Linked DNA regions of Homo sapiens: region 1 is linked to region 2. Evidence: chromatin loops called from intact Hi-C (ENCODE). Cell type or tissue: IMR-90. All regions are shown on one strand. Each heading gives the region's core, and the rest is flanking DNA. Links, peaks and the distances in the headings are about the cores only.

Evidence for each region. Hi-C counts contacts between places; a loop is a spot of excess contacts. Peaks named below come from ENCODE experiments on the same cell type or tissue, not always from the same donor. Only the 100,000 strongest peaks of a DNase experiment are listed, where the experiment ranks them.
Region 1: it touches region 2 in a loop (3-fold over the local background); 4 of 110 quality-filtered maps call a loop at or near these places.

The regions. Positions count from the first base shown.
Region 1 is chr2:173,880,292-173,890,933 of GRCh38, reverse strand. No RefSeq gene overlaps it. Among named protein-coding and RNA genes, the nearest start is that of SP3, 80 kb to the left of the region's middle. In IMR-90, for the core only: a CTCF peak has its summit at 6,323 (motif pointing left); no DNase peak of the experiment used is centred there; H3K27me3 peaks cover 338 bases.
Region 2 is chr2:174,323,610-174,334,251 of GRCh38, reverse strand. It overlaps LINC01305 (long intergenic non-protein coding RNA 1305), which reads right to left and starts at 8,225. Exons shown (of 3, transcript NR_038897.1): 1 at 6,842-8,225; 2 at 5,416-5,795; 3 at 3,609-4,967. LOC102724194 (a long non-coding RNA gene) reads left to right here. Exons shown (of 3, transcript XR_427194.5): 1 at 1-512; 2 at 627-695; 3 at 1,192-1,258. RefSeq lists enhancers at 1,866-2,937, 4,852-5,667, 7,717-7,836, 7,304-8,121. In IMR-90, for the core only: no CTCF peak of the experiment used is centred there; no DNase peak of the experiment used is centred there; H3K4me3 peaks cover 712 bases; H3K27me3 peaks cover 3,923 bases.

The DNA of each region.
Region 1 (10,642 bases), core at 4,243-8,242, 440 kb after region 2:
TATTCCAGCCAGATTCTTTCTTACATTGTCCTTTACTTTTAACCACCCTAAACAATATATCAAGATGCACAAAAATTATCAGTACAGTGTGTACCAGTAGCTCCGTCATTGGAGATAATTTGATGACTGCTTTAAAGCTCTTTCCTCAGCTAGAGAGCCTCCTGTCCTCTGCATTCTGCTACCTTCAAAACAGGCCTGAGTACCAAGAGGGTGATGGGGTGATGGTAGCCTGGATATACGGTTAAGATGTGTATTAGTCCATTTTCATACTGCTATGAAGAAATATCCAAGACTGGGTAATTTATAAAGAAAAAGATGTTTAATGGACTCACAATTCCACATGGCTGGGGAGGCCTCACAAGCTTGGTGGAAGGTGAAGGAGGAGCAAAGGCACATCTTACATGGTGGCAGGCAAGAGAGCATGTGCAGGACAACTACCCTCTATAAAACCATCAGATCTCATGAGACTTCTTCACTATCATGAGAACAGAAGGAGAAAAACCCACCACCATGATTCAATTACCTCCCACTGAGTCCCTCCCATGGCATGTGGGGATTATGGCAGCTGCAATTCAAGCTGAGATTGGGGTGGGGACACAGCCAAACCATATCATTCCACCCCTGGCACCTCCCAAATCTCATGTTCTCATATTTCAAAACCAATTAAGCCTTCCCCAAAGTCCCCCAAAGTCCTAACTCATTTCAGCATTAACTCAAAGGTCCATAGTTCAAAGTCTCATCTGAGACTAGGCAAATCCCTTCCACCTATGAGCCTGTAAAATCAAAAGCAAATTAGTTATTTCCTAGATATAATGAGGGTACAGACATTGGGTAAATATTCCCATTCCAAATGGGATAAATTGGCCAAAATGAAGGGGCTATAGACCCCATGACAGTCAGTCCTAAACCCAGCGGGGAAGTCAAATCTTAAAGGTCTGAAATGATCTCCTTTGACTTCATGTCTCATATCCAGGTCACACAGATGTAAGAGGTGGGTTCCTGTGGTCTTGGACAGCTCTGCCACTGTGGCTTTGCAAGGTACAGCCCCACACCTGGCTGCTTTCATGGGCTGGCCATTGAGTATCTCTGGCTTTTCCAGGCACATGGAGCAAGCTGTTGGTAGATCTACCATTCTGGGGTCTGGAAGATGGTGGCCCTCTTCTCATAGCTCTACTAGGCAGTGCCCCATGGGGACTCTGTGTGGGGGCTCCCACCCCACATTTCCCTTCAGCACTGCCCTAGCAGAGGTTCTCCAAGAGGGCTTCACCCCTGCAGCACACCTCTGCCTGGACATCCAGGCATTTCCATACACCCTCTAAAATCTAGGTGGAGGTTCTCAAACCTCAGTTCTTGACTTCTGTGCACCTGCAGCCTGAACACCATGTGGAAAGTGCAAGGCTTGGGGCTTGCACCCTCTGAAGCAATGTCCCAAGCTGTACGTTGGCCCCTTTTAGCCACAGCTAGGATACAAAACCAAGTCCCGAAACTGCACAAAGCAGCAAGACCCCTGGCCTGACCCACAAAACCATTTTTTCCTCCTAGGCCTCTAGGTTTGTGATGGGAGGGGCTGCTGACATGCCCTAGAGACATTTTCCCCATTGTCTTGGCAATTAACAGCTGGCCCCTCATTACTTATGAAAATTTCTGCATCAGGCTTAAATTTCTCCTCAGAAAATGGGCTTTTCTTTGCTATTGCATTGTCAGGCTGCACATTTTCTGAACTTTTATGCTCTGTTTCCCTTTTAAAAATAAGTTCCAATTCCAAACCATATCTTTGTGAATGAAAAAAACTGATTGCTTTTAAGAGCACCCAAGTCACTTCTTGAATGCTTTGCTGCTTAGAAATTTCTTCTGCCAGATACCCTAAATCATCTCCCTCAAGTTCAAAGTTTAATGGTTCTCTAGGGCGGGGGCAAAATGCTGCCAGTCTCTTTGCTAAATTAGGATAGCAAGAATCACCTTGCTCCAGTTCCCAATAAGTTCCTCAACTCCATCTGAGACCACATCAGCCTGGACTTTATTGTCCATATCACTATCAGCATTTTGGTCAAAACCATTCAACAAGTCTCTAGGAAGCTTCAGACTTTCCCACATCTTTCTGTCTTCTGAGCTCTCCAAGTCTCTAGGAAGTTCTAAACTTTCCTACATTTTCCTGTCTTCTTCTGAGCCCCCCAGTCTGTTCCAACCTCTGGCTGTTACCCAGTTCCAAAGTTGTTTCCACATTTTTGGGTATCTTTATAGCAGTGCCCCACTACCTGGTACCAATTTACTGTATTAGTCTGTTCTCATGCTGTTAATGAAGACATATTCAAGACTGGGTAATTTATAAAGAAAAAAACATTTAATGGACTCAGTCCCACATGGCTGGGGAGGCCTCACAATCATGGCAAAAGGCAAAGAGGAGCCAAGGCATGTCTTACATAGTGGCAAGCAAGAGAGCATGTGCAGGGGAACTGCCCTTTATAAAACCATCAGATCTCATACGAACAGCATGGGAAAAACTCCCCAACATGATTCAGTTACCTTCCATGGGGTTCCTCCCATGATGCATGGGGATTAGAGCTACAAATCAAGCTCAGATTTGGGTGGGGACACAGCCAAACCATATCAAGGAGGAAGGCAATGAGATTTCTTGTCACAGTCTCCAAAGTGGAAGAGGATTTTGCAACCAGAAAATGTCAACATGCCCTTTTCCTCCTTGGGTGAAAAAGCCTTAAAAATGATTTTTGTGTAGGGCTGCCCTTGCAGAACTTTTGCATGAATTAGAGGAAGGCATTGCTCTGGGCAGCTGCAGGCCCCCGCAGGACTTGCAGCTTGACAAAGGGAGCTTGGGCTGGATTTGGCCATTACTTGAAACAGGTTGTCCAGGAACAACCTGAATAACTGAGTGATGGACCTGATCTGTGTGTCCCTTAAAGAATGCTTATATTATTCCTGAAAATGGTGGCTATGGACAGGAATTGTTGGCAGGGTTGCTGTTGACACTGTGCTGTTTTTCCTCTGTTCCTTTTCTCTCTGCTCCTCTTTCTTTTTTCCCCTAGTACCTCTGAATGGGATCCCCAGAGTCAGCACATGTCTCTCAGACTTCAAATCCTTTCTTCTAGTCATTCATTAAAAATTACTCACTCTATGTTCCATTCCTCCAAGACCCTACCATGGGACATAAATTAATCTGATTAATAAATTGGGGCTAAGTTGCTAATGATTAATAATATATTAATAGTATATTACTCCTTCAGAGAGCACTGAGATGAATATTTATAGATTGGGCCATAGCATTTACATTTTAAGAGAGACCTTCGAGGCCTTAACCCAAAATTAGATGAATGAGGTGAATTTCATGTTCTGTGGCATGGCCAATAGAATGATGTTTTAGGGCTGAGTTTTCTTACATTTCTCAGGAACACTATTTAGGTAGGTGGTCTACTTATGGAAAAAAAAGTGAATTCAGTTGATAACCAAAAGTGGCATTCAAAAGTATTGGGCAAATTGAAGAGGCATATTTACAAACATTTCAAACTTTCATTTAAAAAAAATACTAATGGCAGTATTTTAACATTTTGTAAATTGCAGCTCTTATTTGCTTTCCTGGCTGAACACTTTTCCCCTTCTTTCTTTTCAATGGCCTGTGAATTTACTATACTTATCTAAATTTAGTATTGTGTTAAATGTAGTGAATTTATTTGCACACTTGTCCAGGAACTACCAGAAAGCCCTGGAGTAAATTAGCTTCCATCATAGCGTGGCTCAGAAGCTCACATGATGTCATCAGGTCCTCCGGTTCCTTTCCTCCTTTTCTTGCCCTTTAATCTTCAGTGACCCTCTACTTTCACCTGCTACGTCAAAAAAAAAAAACAAAAAAAAAAACTCTTTTGGAGTAATTTAAAACTTATAGAGAAGCTGCAAAATAGTAAAGAAAGTTTCTGCATACCCTGCACCCAGTCTCCTCTCACATTAACGTCATGCATGACAATAAAACAGTGACCAAAACCAAGAACTTAACACTGGTACAATACAATAAAACCAGAGACTAAATTTCACCAGTTTTTCCATTAAAGTCTGTTCCAGCATCTAGTCGAGGGTCTCATGTCACCGCTAGTGGTCATGCCTCCTTAGTGGCCTCCATTTTATGACATTTCCTCAATCTTTGCCACCTTTCATGACCTTGACATTTCTAAAAAGCAGTGGCCAGTTATTTTGCAGAATGTCCTTCAAGTTGGGCTTGTCCACTCTTTTCTTATGATTAGCCTGAGGTTATGCATTTGTGGTAAGAATGTCTTAGGAATTATTACAGGCTTCTGAGGCCATCAAATTAGTTGTACACGATGTCGACATATCATATTACAGAGAACGTTAACCTTAAGTGATGTCTGCTGGGTTTCTCCAATGGAACGTTATTATACCCTTTGTCATTACTAAATACCTGGAATGAGATACTTTGAGACTATGCAACTATCTTATTTCTCCTCAAAATTTTCCCCACTAATTTTAGAGACCATTGGTGGACTTTCCTGCAAAATTTCTTACTATATTTTTCTATTAGTAATTTTCTATTTCCCTCATTTCTTCTACATTTGTTGGATTTTTTCTGTATCTTTTCTGTTTATTTGTTCACTTATTTGTTGAAAAAATAAAATTTATTGATATCATAAATATTTATTTTATTCAAGTATTATAATCCAATACTTATTTTGTTGCTCAAATGGTTCCAGGTTTTGCTTTGGGGAACTCTTTTATGCTCTCTGATATGCCTTCATCATTTTTTTGAGCTCTTGCCTACTTTCCAGCACCAACAGATATTACAGGCTCATTTTATATTTTCTCTACCCCAGCCATGGATTCATTCACTTCTCCAAGGAGTCCCAGTTCCTTTTATTGGAGAATGGTATTTAGAACCCAAGATCTGGGTGGTAGGTGTGCTCATCATTACTGGGATGTCATTGCATCTATGCCTGCTTAGCAGATAAGGCTAGCAAATATATGTATTTTCCCATGCATACATGCACACATACATATATCTGTATTTATTTCTGTATTATCTATCTGGATCTATATTGGGGAAAAAACCATGAGTTCACACTAGTACCTCCAATTCTAATCCCAGAATCTCAAGGTTCATTCTAGACTTTTCCCCTTTCCTGATTTTAATTTCTTTCTTTGACAGTGAGAAACCTGGCTTTCTTTACCTACAATATGTTTACCTATTTACTCAACCCTAGTACAAATATATAAAGCACTTTTCCAATTGTTAATCTATGCACCTGTGAGGAACTCCTCTACCTTGACTCTGCTTTGTCCTGTGAAAGCCTGTCTCTCATCAGGTTCTACCCATGTGATGGCCCAGCATCTCCAAGCTTACATTCTCCCCACCTTAAAGAAAGAGTGCTTCCTTTCTCTTTCCCAGGAGTTTCAGAAAAAGCTGTAAGGTGGGTTCTTATTGGACTGACTGGGTTCTGTGCTTATCTCTAATATATTAACTGTGGCCTGAGGAATGGAATAACCTGACTGGTTGGACCTGAGATACATGCCCAGCTCTGAGCCTCAGAGGTGGTGATTGGCCCACCCAACCCATAGAGAAGAGTGTAGGTGAGGAGTGGTTATCTAAAGAAAATAAGAATCCTTTTGTCAGAAGAAAGGAAAAAATTCTGTGCAGTGTAAACCCACACAGATCCACTGCATCCTCAAACGGGACAGTAGCACAGCAATGCTAATTGAGGGGGTAGCAACATTGCGGAGGCATCAGGAGCAGAGAGTCAGAGAAATGTAGGTAATACTGCATAGATGCAACTCCCACAAAAGAGCAATTTAAAAAGATGTATGGGCCAGGCGCGGTGGCTCACGCCTGTAATCCCAGCACTTTGGGAGGCTGAGGCGAGCAGATCATGAGGTCAGGAGGTCGAGACCAGCCTGGCCAATATGGTGAAACCCCATCTCTACTAAAAAAAAAAAAAATATGAAAATTAGCCAGGCATGGTGGCATGCACCTGTAAGTCCCAGCTACTTGGGAGGCTGAGGCAGGAGAATCACTTGAATCTGGGAGGCAGAGGTTACAGTGAGCAGAGATCGCGCCACTGCACTCCAGCCTGGGCGACAGCATGAGACTCCATCTCAAAAAAAAAAAACAAAAAAACGTTCAGTTGATATGAAAAGGAATCTTGCTCCAATTTAACAAGAATTACTGCCAGGGTTGTTAAGAGGAAATAGCTGCTTGAATAAGCTGATAACTGGAATGCTTTTCATCCAAATTTATGTTAAAACTCTATGACATGTCTTCTAGACTCTTTAGTTCCAACAGGTCACTTTGCCTAAGATTTGGGCAACTGCCACCTTGTGGCCAGGACTGCCCTGTGGATTAGGAGGGGCCAGCTTGGGCTTCTGGCTTTGTTGCCAGCGGATGTCCAAGATCACTTTTCTATTGCTAATAAAATGACTACAGCTTAAAGCTTCTATACAGTGGAATAACTTAGAAATCCAATCTGTTTTTTTCAAGATTTGAAGCCATAGAAAACTTTTAAGTAAGATATAGTAGAGGGTTTTGTTTTGTTTTTATATGTAGAGCTAATAAATGCTATTTAGTCTTGGACTGTGAACTTATTCTAAACCTTTCCTTCAGGCTAAACTTGTGGGATTTTACTTGCTCTGGTCTCCAGTCCTAAAAAGAAACCAGCTGTATCCTGTAGTTGGCCACCTGTCCTGAATTTGAGAGAGTCAGTTCCAAGGACAAGCCTGGGGTCTCTGTCAGCCTCATTCTAGGCAGGAGGAATGTTTTCCTTGGTGTGCCTGGTAACCTCACTGCTGACGATTGCTCCCTCTTTTACTGACATTTGTGTAATTAATACTTCATTTACATAGAAAGGAATTTCTCTAATTAAATGTTACATTTCATTAATCTAGAATTCTGGTGAAAATTATATTTTAACAAGACTTTGTGACTCCCAGCCTCTTTTAAAAATCGTCTGTATCTTTAATGGGGCTTGGCCCTTTTTTTCTTCTGAGATGTTAGAATGTATCTGTAATAGATGACAACAGTTTTTATGCAGCTACCCAGTGGTTTAATCACAATGCAAAAACAACACTGCTAATCTGAACAATCTACATGGATGACAACTCATTGAAATAACTATCAATTAACAACATAATTGTCAGTTATAAGTTGCCAACATTAAAATAAGCAATTGTTACTTCTATGAGGCTTTTGTGCTTTTTTTTCTCCCCCTCTGCAGGGTGTGGATATAGGGCAGGGGCCTGGGTTGAAAAGCTTAAACTGATGACCAAGTTACTTGTTGTTTTAATCACTGGATCCTCTTCCTTATAGTTTACTCTGAAGTGAAAATAGTGGTACTAGTCATAAAATTCCACTCCAGGCTTGGCAGGTCAACCTGGCCTTGGTTTTGAAATCTCTGTAGCATCAAATGTGATGCCAGGTCTCTATTCCCTTTAATCAGGGCCTGCTGTAGACAGAGCATGACATGTGAGTTCTCTCCTATTCTGTTCGATCAAGATCATGTCAAAGAAAACCCAGCCTCTGTGTGAAGGCAGAGTCCACTTTTGCTAGAGCAGCTGAAAAGAATTTAACCCAGTACTGTCAGGATAATGGCCTCAATGTCTCCTCTCTACACGATTTCAGCTGAGAGACCCCGCACCCCAAGCATCTGTGGGTGAGTGAGCAAAACGTGTAGCAGAAAAAGACTCAGGACTTGGTGGAGGAGGGCACTGTGAAAGTCAAAATTGCCACAACCACCTTTTGTGTTTCTCTCTCTCTCACTTGGTAGAAGACAGGTAGCCAGGTGGACCCAGGTTCCTGGTCATACAGGAACACCTTCAGGAGGAACTACCTCAAGGTAGGACTCCAGCTTGTGCTTGGGCACACAACACTTCAAGGTGCAAAATCATGCACCACAAGCCAACACCTGGAGCTAGCTGAAACAGGAATTATGACTGAACTACAACCGGCCCTTTTGCATTAAGCCAATCAATCTGCATCATCAGGTGGTACTTCTCCATCTGAAGACAGTTTGACTTGGAACTTGCAGCAAATAGCCACCTCCCGCTTTGTGGGGCATGGTGATGGAATGGAGAAAAAGTAGGCATTTGAACTAGATCCCTGGAATTAGAGTAGTGGTGCTGTGAGTTACTGTCAGAGCATGGCCAGGCTCTTTTCTTGGGTCTTTAATTTCTTACCTCTAAAATGATGACAATAAATCCATCTTGCAGTGTTGTTTAGAGGATTAAGTCAGCTGACACAGGTAAAGTGCTTCGGGCATTGTTGGTGTTTACAAGTGGCTGGTCATGATTAATTTAGAGAGACAGCAACAAAGACTCTTGTTTTTCTGAGATGGAGTCTTGCTCTGTCACCCAGGCAGGAGTGCAGTGGCACAATCTCAGCTCACTGCAACCTCTGCCTCCTGGGTTCAAGTGATTCTCTTGCCTCAGTCTCCCAAGTAGCTGGGATTACAGGCATGTGTTACCACGCCTAGCAAATTTTTGTATTTTTAGTAGAGATGGGGTTTCATCATGTTGCACAGGCTGGTCTCATATTCCTGGGCTCAAGCAATCCACCTGCCTCCACCTCCCAAAGTGCTGGGATTACAGGCGTGAGCCACCAAGCCCAGCCCAAAGACACTTTTATTGGCCTAAAAATATTTACGTTAATGAAGTAGCTTTGCTTCTTTGATCATAATGAAAGGAAATTTAAGTTAAAAATTGTTAAAGTAGTCATCAGTATTTTCATTTTAAAACTTAAGATTCAGTGGACTGTTATTGTTCCTATGCATACTAACTTTATGAATCATTCACTCCTGAATCAAGCTTTTCTGTGCAACCGAGTAGGTGCTATTTATAAGTGAATGAGTTTTGCAAATAGACTGTGACATGCACAGGTGACGTTTAATAATAGTATAGCAAATATCCTTTGTGTTCTTCCCATGGTTATATCATTTTGACTGTACGTAGCACAGTCAGCATTCCAAAGAAGTCAAGAACTCTCTGTTATCCTAATATCATGCTTGGAGAAGATATGACTCTGCTTTTTATGCTCATCAGCTTAGGGTGGGGGGCACTTTTTAGGCATCAAAGAACAAGGTTTCCAGTTATTTGATACTTTGCATATTTTTCTTTTCTAAATGCTTCTCCTAAGGCAGCCCACTGTTGTGCTTGTCGTGTCACTTGGGTGCCTCTAGACATCTGTACGCTTCTCCAGCTGCATGGGAGACACACTTCACCTTGTGGCTCCTCCTTTCAAAGGTTGCCTGTGCTGCATGGAAGAACAGTTGACTTTGCTGATAGGAAACGTCTCATTGCACCCTCTTTCCACACCATCTGTCTGACCTGGACCCATTCCAAACACTACGGCTTTGCTGGCAGAATGGTCTTCCTGCTACAGAAGTTTTGTAATCTGCTAATTGACAGGGTAAGGAAAATTTATATTTGGGTTACAGCTGAAAAGTTGGATGTTTCTTTGATGGGGCTTTAAATACTGACATATGCTGCCTTGGTTTTTGATTTTAGGCATCCCCGTCTGAGCACAATCACGCGCTCTCCCCTGTGTTCTCTGCCTCATTGAGAATATGGCAGCCTTTGGAGAAGAACACCAATATGATCTACTAGGGAATTATCATCTACTTAGTTTACTCATTAAGCAATGATTTTATTATTATTATCTCTTTGTAGTATGAGACAGATGGCAAAGAAGGAGTTTGCTTTATTGAACAAGATGCAGTACTGGGCATGGCAGATCTCCCTGAATGGTTAACATCTTCCACAGTCACTCAGTCTAATAAGCACCTTTGCTTTTGTACAGGGTCTGATTCTACACTCAGCTGTTAATTTAAGTGCAAAGCTGTTATCAAGTCTTCTTCTTCTTTTTTTTTCAGGGACATCGTCTCACTATATTGCCCCAGGCTGGAGCAAAGTGGGGCTATTCACAGGTGTGATCACAGCGTACTACAGCCTCTAACTCCTGGGCTCAAACGATTCTCTGCCTCAGCCTCCCGAGTAGTCAATTATTTTTTTCTACAGGTGGGCTGAGGACAGAAAAATCCTAAAGATGGAAGTATCATTAAAATCGTGCTGATCCAGTTGACGTTTGTGGTTGCCCTCATCTTGCAATTGTGCTTTAAAACTCAATGTGAGCAACCCCCACTGAAGTGAGTACGGTCATGCTTACTGATCCAGACCTGAGTCCTTCAAGTGGTGTCCTCTGTGCACGAAAGCTACATGCACATACTGCAGGCAGTGCATGAGTGTGGTATGACATTGTGCCTCTGGACTCCTGGAGCCCCTCTTTCAGTTGCAGCCCCTTCAACCTGCCCTTGAACAATGATCGGCAGAAAGATGAGAATGAAAGAGAAGAAAGAGAATTTCTTCCATACCTTTCAAAACTTCAAAGAAGTTGTCCCCAGTCTGGTTCTGATGATTCATGTCTCAGTGCAAAGCACATATAAATATCTGAAATCTGCACACTGATCGGAAATAGTTTTTGGGAAGTTGGATTTAATCCCATGAGCCAAATGATCACTACCAACAGCAATCAGGGAAAACCAAAGTCCACAGCAAATTTTAATTTGGCAAATGCATAAAATGTTCAAAAGAGCAGAGGTCTCATTTACATTCCTCCCTCTTATATGGGATTTTCTTCTATATT
Region 2 (10,642 bases), core at 4,414-8,413:
TGCTGCATCCCGCCATTTCCCCCCAGCGGTGTAAGTGACTTCCTAATTGTCGCTCTGGCCTCTGACCCGGGGGGTAATACAAGTGCCACTCACGCTAGAGGCTTCTGGTGGTAATTGAGGGCACCCTTTGTACGGTTTCGCCAGCGCTTAGATACCAGGTTAACCCAGTTGTCAAATATGACTAAACAGTGGGATGTGCTGATTATCTGCCGGGTTTTGCTGTGGGCTGGCATGGGGGTGGGAGGCATCAGCCCATACAACACGCTGCACGAAGCCGCTTATTTTCTCACTGTAACAACTTTGGAAACAGAGACCGGCGCGAGCGGCGTCCGCCCCCACCTCCACCTCCGCTGAAGCTGCAGCTTGCTCGGCTGTTTGTTTAACCCGGTGAAGATTTGCATGTCGCGTTTCATCCTGGAGTGGAGTTTTCTTGTCCCAGCTCCAACCCACTCCCATTCCAGACCACCAGGGCCTAGAGGCTCGTCCGTAGGGCAAGTGCGCTGTTTTAAGAGGTAGGCTCCCCATTAGTGCCCTGCTTTCACGGACGCGCCCGAGAAATCTCTCCAGGACTTTCACCCGGGAGGGCGGAGGACCAGGCCACACGTGGGCGCTTCCACATTTTGCAGGCTGGAAGCATCCTGAAGTCCTCCCTGGACCTTGTCAGTGTGAAAAGAGGCGTCCTCAAGCAGACCAGGGTGCGTCTTCGAGTCCCCCAGCAACCGCTGACCTGCTTGTTTTTCTCTTTCTGGGCCCCGCTTTCTCTTTCTTCTCCAGGGTAGCCAGAAGCTGTTTTTGAACCAGAAATACCAGCGCCCTCGGGCAGACCTGGGCACTGGTTTTAATATAGCACACTCCCCACTAAACCCACACCCTGCTTCTTAGGAAAAAAAAAAAATTAAACTACCAACCCCAAACCCTCGGGTGCAAACGACGAGTTGTCGCGGAGCCGGTGCAAGTGACAAGGATGTGGAACTGTGCCTCCCGTGTTTTCTCTCCTCTTTTGCAAGATCTCTTGACCCAAAAGTACGACCAGAGTGGCGCTGCTCTCGGCCCTGTGATGGAGCCTGGGTGCGTCTTGGCGCACTCCGTGGGTGGGGAGGGCTATGTGGGTCGCTTTCTTGGATTCATCTTAAAATACTTTGGCTCAGAATGGGTTTTTTTTATTTTATTTTTTTCTCTTTTTTGTTTAAGGTGGCGAAAGCACCAAGGAAATTATGACAGAGAAAGAGAAGGAACAGAGGAGAAGAGAAAGAGAAGGAACAGAGGAGAAGAGAACGAGAAGGCTCGTGTGGCTGTCAATGAAGTGCTGTGCCCTGGGAGACTGTAGTGGAAATGGGGGTGGGGAGGTGTGAAAAGTCCCTGAGGGACGCTGGGTGGAGGGCTGAGGAGAAATCAGGCCGCCTAGAAGAGCCGGAAAGCCCAGCAGGGGGACCCGGGGGCCGTTCCCAACAGGTGACTTCTGCCCTGGAAGAAGACACTGGTTCTCGGCTTCCCATAGAGTCTCCGCGTAGATTTACTAATAGAGGGATTGTTAAGTGGCAGCGAGGCGTTTCCTACTCACCCTGTGCAGCCGAGGAGGAGAAACGCAGAGGTTTCCCCAGTCCACCTCCTCCCCCACCCCCAACACACCCTCTCCTTAAGGAAACCTGACAAAGTAATAAATAAGACAATCCGAAAAGCCACTTAGCACTAGTGACATTTTCAAGCCAACCATTTAAAACAGTTCTCGCAGACACCTCGGGCTCCGGCGCCCTGCTCGCCTTCCTCTTCTCCTCCTCCCCTCGGATCCCCTCCCCTCCCCCTCCCGCCGTTTTCCCCGTAGTTCCAGCTGTCAGACTCTAGACGTGGGCACTCGCATATTCCTTTAGATACACGCGTCTGCATCACAATAAAAGTTAGGGAAATCTTCCAAACGAACGCAGGCAAACACCCGGGCCACTTCAACTCTAAGGTGGGGCCCCAAGGAAATCTTTCGGAGGAAGTCCAGATTTTTTTCGTCTGACAGATTTTTTTCATCCTCTAAAAAAATCTAGTTTTTAAACAAAGATCAATGTGTTATGCTAAAGTGTTGAGCTGACTGTTAAAACATTTGGGGAAATAATGACAATGTAACAAAGGCCTGGTTTGGAGTGAATCATCACCCTTTTAAAAGTTAAAGCAATTTTCAGGAGAATAGCTTTCAGCAAACGCTTTACATTATTCAAAACGGCCAAATAATGCTCTATTATAGCGCCTGAATGCTGCCAGTCAGCCCCTAAGTGCAATTTGTGCAAAGGCCCCGGTGCCTTATCTCCACTTCTTTATAAAGAGGTGAATATAAAACAATTTCTTCCAAACCCAGACAGAGAGCACGAAAATTGCTTCCCTTTCTGCAATCAGGGCAATTTAACTGGAGTGCAATTAGCACTATTAAATGTCGATTCTGCATAAACAAATCTGACTGAGCAGCGAAAGTGGGGTGAGAACCTCATATACACTGAAACTGATTTTTTAAAATTATGTATCCGGGTCCTTTACAATTGATCCGTGACGTTTTCATCTTGGAATATATTTACATCATAAATACACTATGGTTAAACCAACATAATTTTTTTGCAAAAAAATTCAATACGATTCCTAATAAAGAAGAATAGGGTAATTAAAGGGAAGAGTTCACTTCCTTTGAACAAATATTGTTTCTCCCATCTTGCCTCTCCCGGGAGCTTTGATCTGAGCAACTGCTCAAGTTGCTCTGTTTAGCAGGCAAAGCCAGGGAAACAATTCGGTCATTAGCGCTAATCGGAAGGATTGGACCTCCTTCACAGGTCCAATAGCCACAGATAAAATGCTTCTTCCTGATGTGCAGGAAGCGTAGTGGCGACTGGGAGGACCAGTTATTTTCTGAATAACTGGATATGTAGTAGCTGGTTAAATATTAGGTGGCTGCCCAGTCTCCCCGGAGCTTTGACCTAGCACAGAGTCTAGCAGCGGGTATACACCACTGGGGTGGGGTGAGGTTGGGGTGGGGTGAGGTGGAGTTAGGGGGACTCCGGAATAAGGTTGAAGGGGAGGCGTTAGGGGAGGAGGAACGGAAGGTGCTCGCCTTGGCCAGGCTGGCTGCAGTCAAAGTCTGGACCACCGGGACCAGGAGGCGGGGGTGGGGGTGAAGGGAGCCCAGCCTATAAAAAGCATTTATCTGACCTGTCCTCCCAACTGCCTTTATTTATTTGCAAAGCCACAGCGCTCCTTTTTAAATCATTTGTGCAATTAATTATGCTTTTCATTTGCATGATCTTCACTAGAGCAGTGATTATCAGGTCAGCACGGTGTGGGAGTTGCGGAGATACATTAATAACTTGAGTTAAAAAAAGAAAAAGCTGCCCTTGTGTACCAATGTTGCCTGCCATGAACAAGGGAGAAGGAAGCCCAGGAAGGTCCATAGTGCCTGTTGAGTCGGGTGAATCCTTTCCACGGTTGGTGTCTTGTCAGTGGTGGGTGAAAATGAAATACAGCCTTTGATTAGCAGGGAATCTTTTATAGTTGACACATATTTATATTTTTTAAAGCACCAGTTGTTGAGATCAAATGGATGGAGAAAATTAATTGAAAATTGAGGAACTCTCCCACAGTTTCTGTTAAGCTTTCCTTTAATATTTGTTCTATAATGTCCTAATTCCAGCCCAACCCTTGCAAATGAAAGAGCAAGGAAGATTCAATAGGCCAATGGGACTTTCATCTTTTTTTTCTTTTTTTTTTTTTTTTGTATCTCAGAGGCGTCACTGCTATTTAGCAGTGGTAGAAGATGCAAATCTTTCTTGCCTCTGTAGGGTCTGCTGAAGAAATTGAAAACCCCTAGTCTATTAAGCACAGTCCAAACGTTTGTTACACAACTAATTTTCTGCTGTTAGATGTATCTGGGCCATATATTTTAAGCTGGCCTCTATGTGTTTATCTGAGCCAAAAATGCATTAACAATTAAGGGAAAGACTGGTGTGTCAAAGGAAGGAAGGTGACTGTAGACTGTGTGATGATTTTAATGACTGCAATTATTGGAAGATTATTCAACAAGCATCATAGATTTGTTTACTGCATCACTCGGAAACTATGGGGGGCCTATTCAGCTTGGGGTTTTACTTTCCTCCCTCCCTCACCGACTACCACAGAAGGGTCTTAGACCTAAGCAAATGTGGCATTCTGTAGTGGCTTTCTTCTTTTTAAGAGCATCTCTTCCAAAATGATGCACATGTATTGTCTCAGCCAACTCTAATGGAACCACCTTTGGAGACACTAAAGCAATTTTTTTGCATAGACCTGAACTAATATCAAGAAAAGCCAGAGGCCAGAGGATTCTGATCATTACTCAGCTTCTCATAGCTAGGGTACCAGTTTCCTCAGTTTTACCCTTTCATAGGCAGATTTGAGGAGGCTTCCAACTCTTTCCTCCTCCATCCAGGGCTTGGAGAAGGCACTACAACCACAAGATGTTAAACAGGAGTGTAGGCATACCTCCAGGACACTCTGGGATAAAGGATGGCTTTTCCTTCCTTCCCTTTAACACACCCCTCCCCCATGTTATTTCCTATCCCAACTCCTGATGATGCTAAAAATAAGTAAGTAAGAAGAAAAGGTATGGCTAAAAGCATATCAGTTTGTGACTAAGGAAGTTGTTACTGTAAATACAGACACAGGGATGCAAGTAAGGCAAGTTTCTTGCCTGATATTAACAAAATGATCCTCAGTCCACAGTAATCTATAACTTGTGGCATGGGCTTTGCTCATTAATCAGTGACTGATTTGGAAGGGAGATTGCGGGAAAAATGAACAGCAAATATCCCCACTAACACCCCCTTTCTTCCCTCCCCTGTAGAACTGAGACCGGAGCGACCATGCCATCTAGATTTTCTTCCTGGATTCTGTAGTCGCCCAAACTCAGGCTTAAGGTGGACTTGGCTGGAACCTTCCCTCTTCAAATCTGAGCCTGCAGGAGTCTGCAAGTGGCAATTAGGAGACTATTACAAGCCATTAGATTGATCAATGTACCTTAAACAATGCGAATGAATTATATGACTGATTTATATGGGGAAGAAAAAGAAAGCAGTGGGGGAGGACGATTTCATCTCCTTTACATCCACACGCTGTTCTGGAGAAGAACCGGGCCCAGCCTCTAGTTCGTCATAGCTTAGAACCACCCGAGCGATTTATCTAGAAAACTTTTCAAGCAAAGACAAGGTCCTCTCGGCTTGTCCGGTGGGTGGCGAGGTGCACGTTTTCTGCCCCTCTCTCCGCTTCCTAAGAAAGAGCTTAGAAAGACCAAGGCCCCGAGGGGCGGCGGAAGGTCACAGCGACGCCACTCCGCTAGCCAAGGACACCACCCGGAGCGGGCCCAGCTGCCTCCTTCCCTAGAGTCTGTCCCCAGAGAGGGGGAGGACGACTTACATATTTGTTTAACGGAGTGTTGGAGAGCTGCGTGGCCTCCTAATTACGTCAAGAACACAGAACCATCAGCCCTTGAAGTTTCCAGCGAGACTTCGGAAGGAGCGGCGACCCGGCTCCAGGCGCGAGATGACGCTGGGGGTGGGGAGGGAGGGTACTCCGTGGAACGGAACTCCAAGCTAGGGCTGGCGGTTCCAGCTAATCTATCTGGCGAAGACAAAATTACAACAGAGCTGGAGCGATCAAAGCAGGCCCCCGCCCCCACCCCCACCCCCGCCCGCCCGCCTTCCCTGCCCAAAGTCTGTTTGTAGTTGTCTCCTCGGCTGCAGACACACTCGTCCATCTTCTCACGACAAGGAAATTCCTGCCAGTTTTTCCAGAGCCTGCAAGGAGAAGACAAACGCACTTCACCCGTCCCAGAGGAGGAGGATTCCCTTTGTTTAACCTCCTCCTCCCACAGTCGGCCTTCAGCTCTGAAATGGGGGAGGGGGACAGGGGATGGAAAGACCCTGGGCGGGGAAGGGCGGTTATAACAGAACCCCGGGTCCAACTCTGCCTTGCTGGTCCCTCCTCTTCCTCCTCCCTCTTCTCTTTCCAAGCTTCTCCCTCCCTCCCTCTCTCCCTCCCTCTCTCCCTCCTTCCGATCTTCTAGATCCTCTTCCCACCCAAGTCCTCTCCTGGGCTCGCGCGCCCAGAGCCTGGGCAGGCGCTGTTTATTTCCCGGCCTTCGTGGTTTGGCGGGAAAGGGCTTCGTCCTGGCTTGTTCTTGAGTGTCTGGGACAAATCCTTTTGTTTGTGTCTAAATGTGGAATGAGAAGCCTTCCAGGTTGATAATGGGGCTCAGACAGAAGAGGGAAAGAGCAGAGAAGCAACACGCATGTGTCTTTTGCAGCCAGTATGCGATGTTAGTCCAGGGTTTGGAACCCCTTCCAGGTGGATCACGGTTTCACACACACACCCAACTGTGCTCATCTGTCTTTTATTACCCCATGTTCCACTCTCCTGGGTTCTTTTCTTAGTTCCTTTCAGCCCTCTCCTTCCTAGAACCTCTTCTCAGAACCCTACAGTTCAGTGAGAGGGTGAGAAAAAAAGATACATCCTAAAACTCCCCTCGAGGAACGAGGCACCCCCGTGACATATCCGGAAACAGGCCAGCCCTGGGCCGACACGTCCATCCTTTCTTGATTTCGGCCACTGTAGAGCCCAACTCTGACAGGCTGGACTTTCCTGTCACACCTACCGATGTCAAACCCACGCCCTTCCAGAGTCCAGATGGATACCCTCCGCCCTGACCCGCTTCTTGGAACATTGACTGAAGGGTATATACATAGGGGTAGAGGAAGGCTCCGTGCACTTTAGACACGTGCGCCTCCCCCTCGCCCTGCTGCCACATGCAGAATGTACACTGATGACAAACAGACACACTTACCAGGGCACATGCCAGCGGCGTCCATCCTCCTTCCCGGCCAGGCATCAGCAAGCGAGACGGCCTTGAGGCAGGTGCCATCGCCACAGGGAGAGTGGCTCCGAGCTCCCGATGTCTCCCTGGGAGTCGAGGCATTCAGGTACCCCAAAGCCAGTTTCGAGCCTCCCGGGCGGGGTGGCCGAAGACCTTGACGAGGCTGGGCGTCCCCCTCCGCCTCCCGCTGTGCTTCCGCGCTGCTTCCTGCTCTGCACTACCTCCGCCGCCGCAACTGCCCAGCGCCCCTCTCTGAGAAGCCCTCTGCCTGCTGCACGCAGCCCATAGGTTCCGCTACATCTGGGATGCATTGCCCCTTAATTGTCAATCCCATTATTGTGATCAAGTGAACGTTGCTAATCTCTACATTTATTGTTTAGGTAAATAGAGGCTGCATTTAATCAATATGCAGGGCCCCAGCCCTCGCAGCGCCAAGTAACTTAAGTCAACGGTGAAGATTTCAGTGTGTGCATAATTACAGAGCTCGCGGAATCATCGGTCCAGCTCAATTCCACGTCTCTTCGCCGACCTGGGGGAGGCGGAGGAGGGAATGGGAGGAATCTCCATCCTCCAAGGGGTCGAGGGCCAGCTCCTTCAGGGCAAGTAAATGACTTCGTGGAGGTGACACCGCGCGCCTGGCCCGCGCCCTCGGCGGAGCGCCCTGTGAGCGCGGGGGCCTGAGGCGGGACTGGGGACTGCCCCCAACTTCCGAGCGGCAGAATCTGGCGCTTGGCGCCCCGACTCTACAGCTTCTGGACCTCTCCCCTCCCAAATTTGCCTCAGGAAGGAGGGTGGTTCCGCGTTCGGCAGGTCCCCGGCAGGCGGGAAAGCGGGGGCGGGGCTCTGGAGGTGGGTTGCCCCAAGTTCGCGACACCCTGCCCCAGCACGCAGGCTCCCTCCTCTCCTCCGCAGCTGCGGGGAGCAGCAGACTTCCTTGCCCGCGGGGAACTCCCAAGAATCCCACGATTGGGCGCGCAGAGCGCGGGTTATTTGCGCTTCTTCTTAAATAGCTATTGTTTCCTAATTTAAGAGGACCTTCGCCGGGCTAGAACGTCAGGGATTCGCAGCAGGGGGTGGGCGGGTCTGGGGAGATGGGCGGTTCGCGCCGGCGAGGGGTGGTATCAGCTCCTTACAGTAGCTTGGCTCCCGGAGTGGTGTCAGAGTGAGGGCCTCTTGGTCTCGGCGGGGAAAGGGTTAGCTGAGAATCTTTCGGGGGGCGGCGGAAAGAACCCGACCCCCGCGACACCCTGGAGTGGGGCCCAAGAAGCTGATCCTCAAGTTTGAGGCGCCAACACTTCTCTTTCGGCAACTCTGTTGTCGCGAGTTTCTCTTTCTTCTGGTTCCTCTTTCTCTGCTCCATTCCCGGACAAGTCGGACGTAAACAACCAATAACTTCAGTTGTAACCAGACACCCCCCTTGCATGGAATTGTCCGGCTTTATGTAAGCAGGATTCTAAGGTCAAATCATTTGACAGTTTAGGGTGCCATTGCAACCTCCCAACTAAATTACAGCTGAAGTTTGAATATAAGGGCCCTTGGTATTTGATGGCAGCTGGCTGTTTTTAATTTTCGGAATGGAACAGTTTTCGTATAAGGTATCCCTCCCTGCTTTCTTCTTCCCTTAAGTTGAACAGCATTTGGAACAAGGGGGAAATGAAACACAAATATCGGTGCAATCCTGAAAACCTTTTTCTCTCTATTACTACATTCAGAGCCTCCCCTCTGCCCGGCCCAAGCTACTCCCAAGCCTGTAACTCTCCTCATCAGTTGGGCAGACCTCTTACCGCTGGGCTGCAAACCAGTGCTGCCTCTGCCTCTACAAGACAGATAAATACGGCGTCAGACTCTTTTTTTTTTTTTTTTGAAAAGAGTCTCACCCAGTCGCCCAGGCTGGAATGCAGTGGCGTGATCTCGGCTGACTGCGACCTCCGCCTCCCGGGTTCAAGCGATTCTCCTGCTCCAGCCTCCCTAGAAGCTGGGATTACAGGCGCCCGGCACCACGCCCGCCTAATTTTTTGTATTTTTAGTAGAGACGGGGTTTCACCATCTTGGTCAGGCTGGTCTCGAACTCCTGACCTCGTGATCCACCCACCTGGGCCTCCCAAAGCGCTGGGATTACAGACGTGAGTCACCGCGTCTGGTCCAGACTCTTTTGATTAGGAATGTCAACTTAACCTTTTCTGGATGGCAGTTGTTTTTAAGCTAGGATAAGGAAAAGAAAGGCAACAGAGCTGATAGCTAGGGCTCCTGGGTAAGCACAAGCCCTTTGGAGGTCTCAGGAGGTGGGTGTGAATTAAGGCCCACCACTTAAGGCCCACCACTTAAGGCCCTGTGACCTTGGGCGGGCCTTGAAACTTGTGTTTCCTTCTCTCTAAAATGAAGCTAATAATTTCGACTTTGAAGGATTGTTATGAAGGTTAAATAAAACTATATAGGAAAATTCCTAACAATGTGCTCCATACTTATTAATAGTTGAGCTAAAAAAGTTCTTGCCTTCCATTTTCCACTGAAATAACATTCCCAGCTAAAACTTACTGTGAAACTAAAGGCAAAGCCAACAGCCGCTATAAAACAGAATTTTAGTGTGTGTGTGGGAAGCACAGGGCCTAGTACAGAAGCAAGGTTGGATGAGGATGAATGCAATGACAGCCTGCAGCTGCCTGATTTGGAAGGAGTAAGGTTAGCTGCTCCAGTCAGCCACACATTTCATGGTCTGGCTTTCATAGTTCTCCAGGAGGGGAAGAGGAGGCCTTGTCTCTAAAAGTAATAGCTAATATTTATTGAGCGGTTATTATATACCAGGCATTCTGCCAAGTGCTTTACACACAGCATCTCATTTAATCCACACAATAATCTTACCAGGTGAGTCTTACTGATATCTTTTTAAAAACTTTTATTGTAGAAAATATCTGCTGGGCACAGTGGCTCAAGCTTATAATCCCAGCACTTTGGGAAGCCAAGGCAGGGCAGATCCCTTGAGCCCAGGAGTTTGAGAGCAGCCTAGGCAACATGGTAAAACCCTGTCTCTATAAAAAAATACAAAAATTAGCTGAGCATGGTTGTGTGTGCGTATGGTCCCAGCTACTGGGGAGGCTGACATGGGAGAATAGATTGAGCCTGGGAGGTCGAAGCTGCAGTGAGCCTTGATTGCGCCGCTGCACTCCAGACTGGGAGACAGAGCAAGATCCTGTCCGAAAATTGAAAAAAAAAATCAAGTATTTATTTAGAAATAGACAGAATATTTTAACGAACCCCTCTATCTCCATCACCCAGTGTCAACAGTTGTCAGCTCATGGCCAAACTTGTTTCATCTCTATCCCATCCATTTCCCTCTTCCTTATTTTGAGGCAAATCTCAGATATTATATTACTTTATTTGTAAATGTTACGGTATGTATCAAAATGTCAAAAAATAACACCAAAAATCCTCCAATACCATGTTACTCTATAATTATATCTAAACACATTTAAAATGATTCCTTAATATTATTAGATATCTAATCAATGTTCAAGTCTCCCCAGTTGTGTCAAAAATGATTTTTTTAGTTTTTTTTTTCAAATCAGATCTAAACATGCACACATTGCATTTAGTTAATATACCTCCCAAGTGTCTTTTAATCTATAGGTTCCTCTCTCTCTTTTCCTTTCCTTGCAATTTATTTGTTGAAGTCAGTCAGTCATTTGTTCTGATATCCCCCTCCCCCCAACCCCCCACCCTGTTTTTTTAACAGACAGGGTCCCACTACGTTTTCCAGGCCAGACTCCAGTTGCT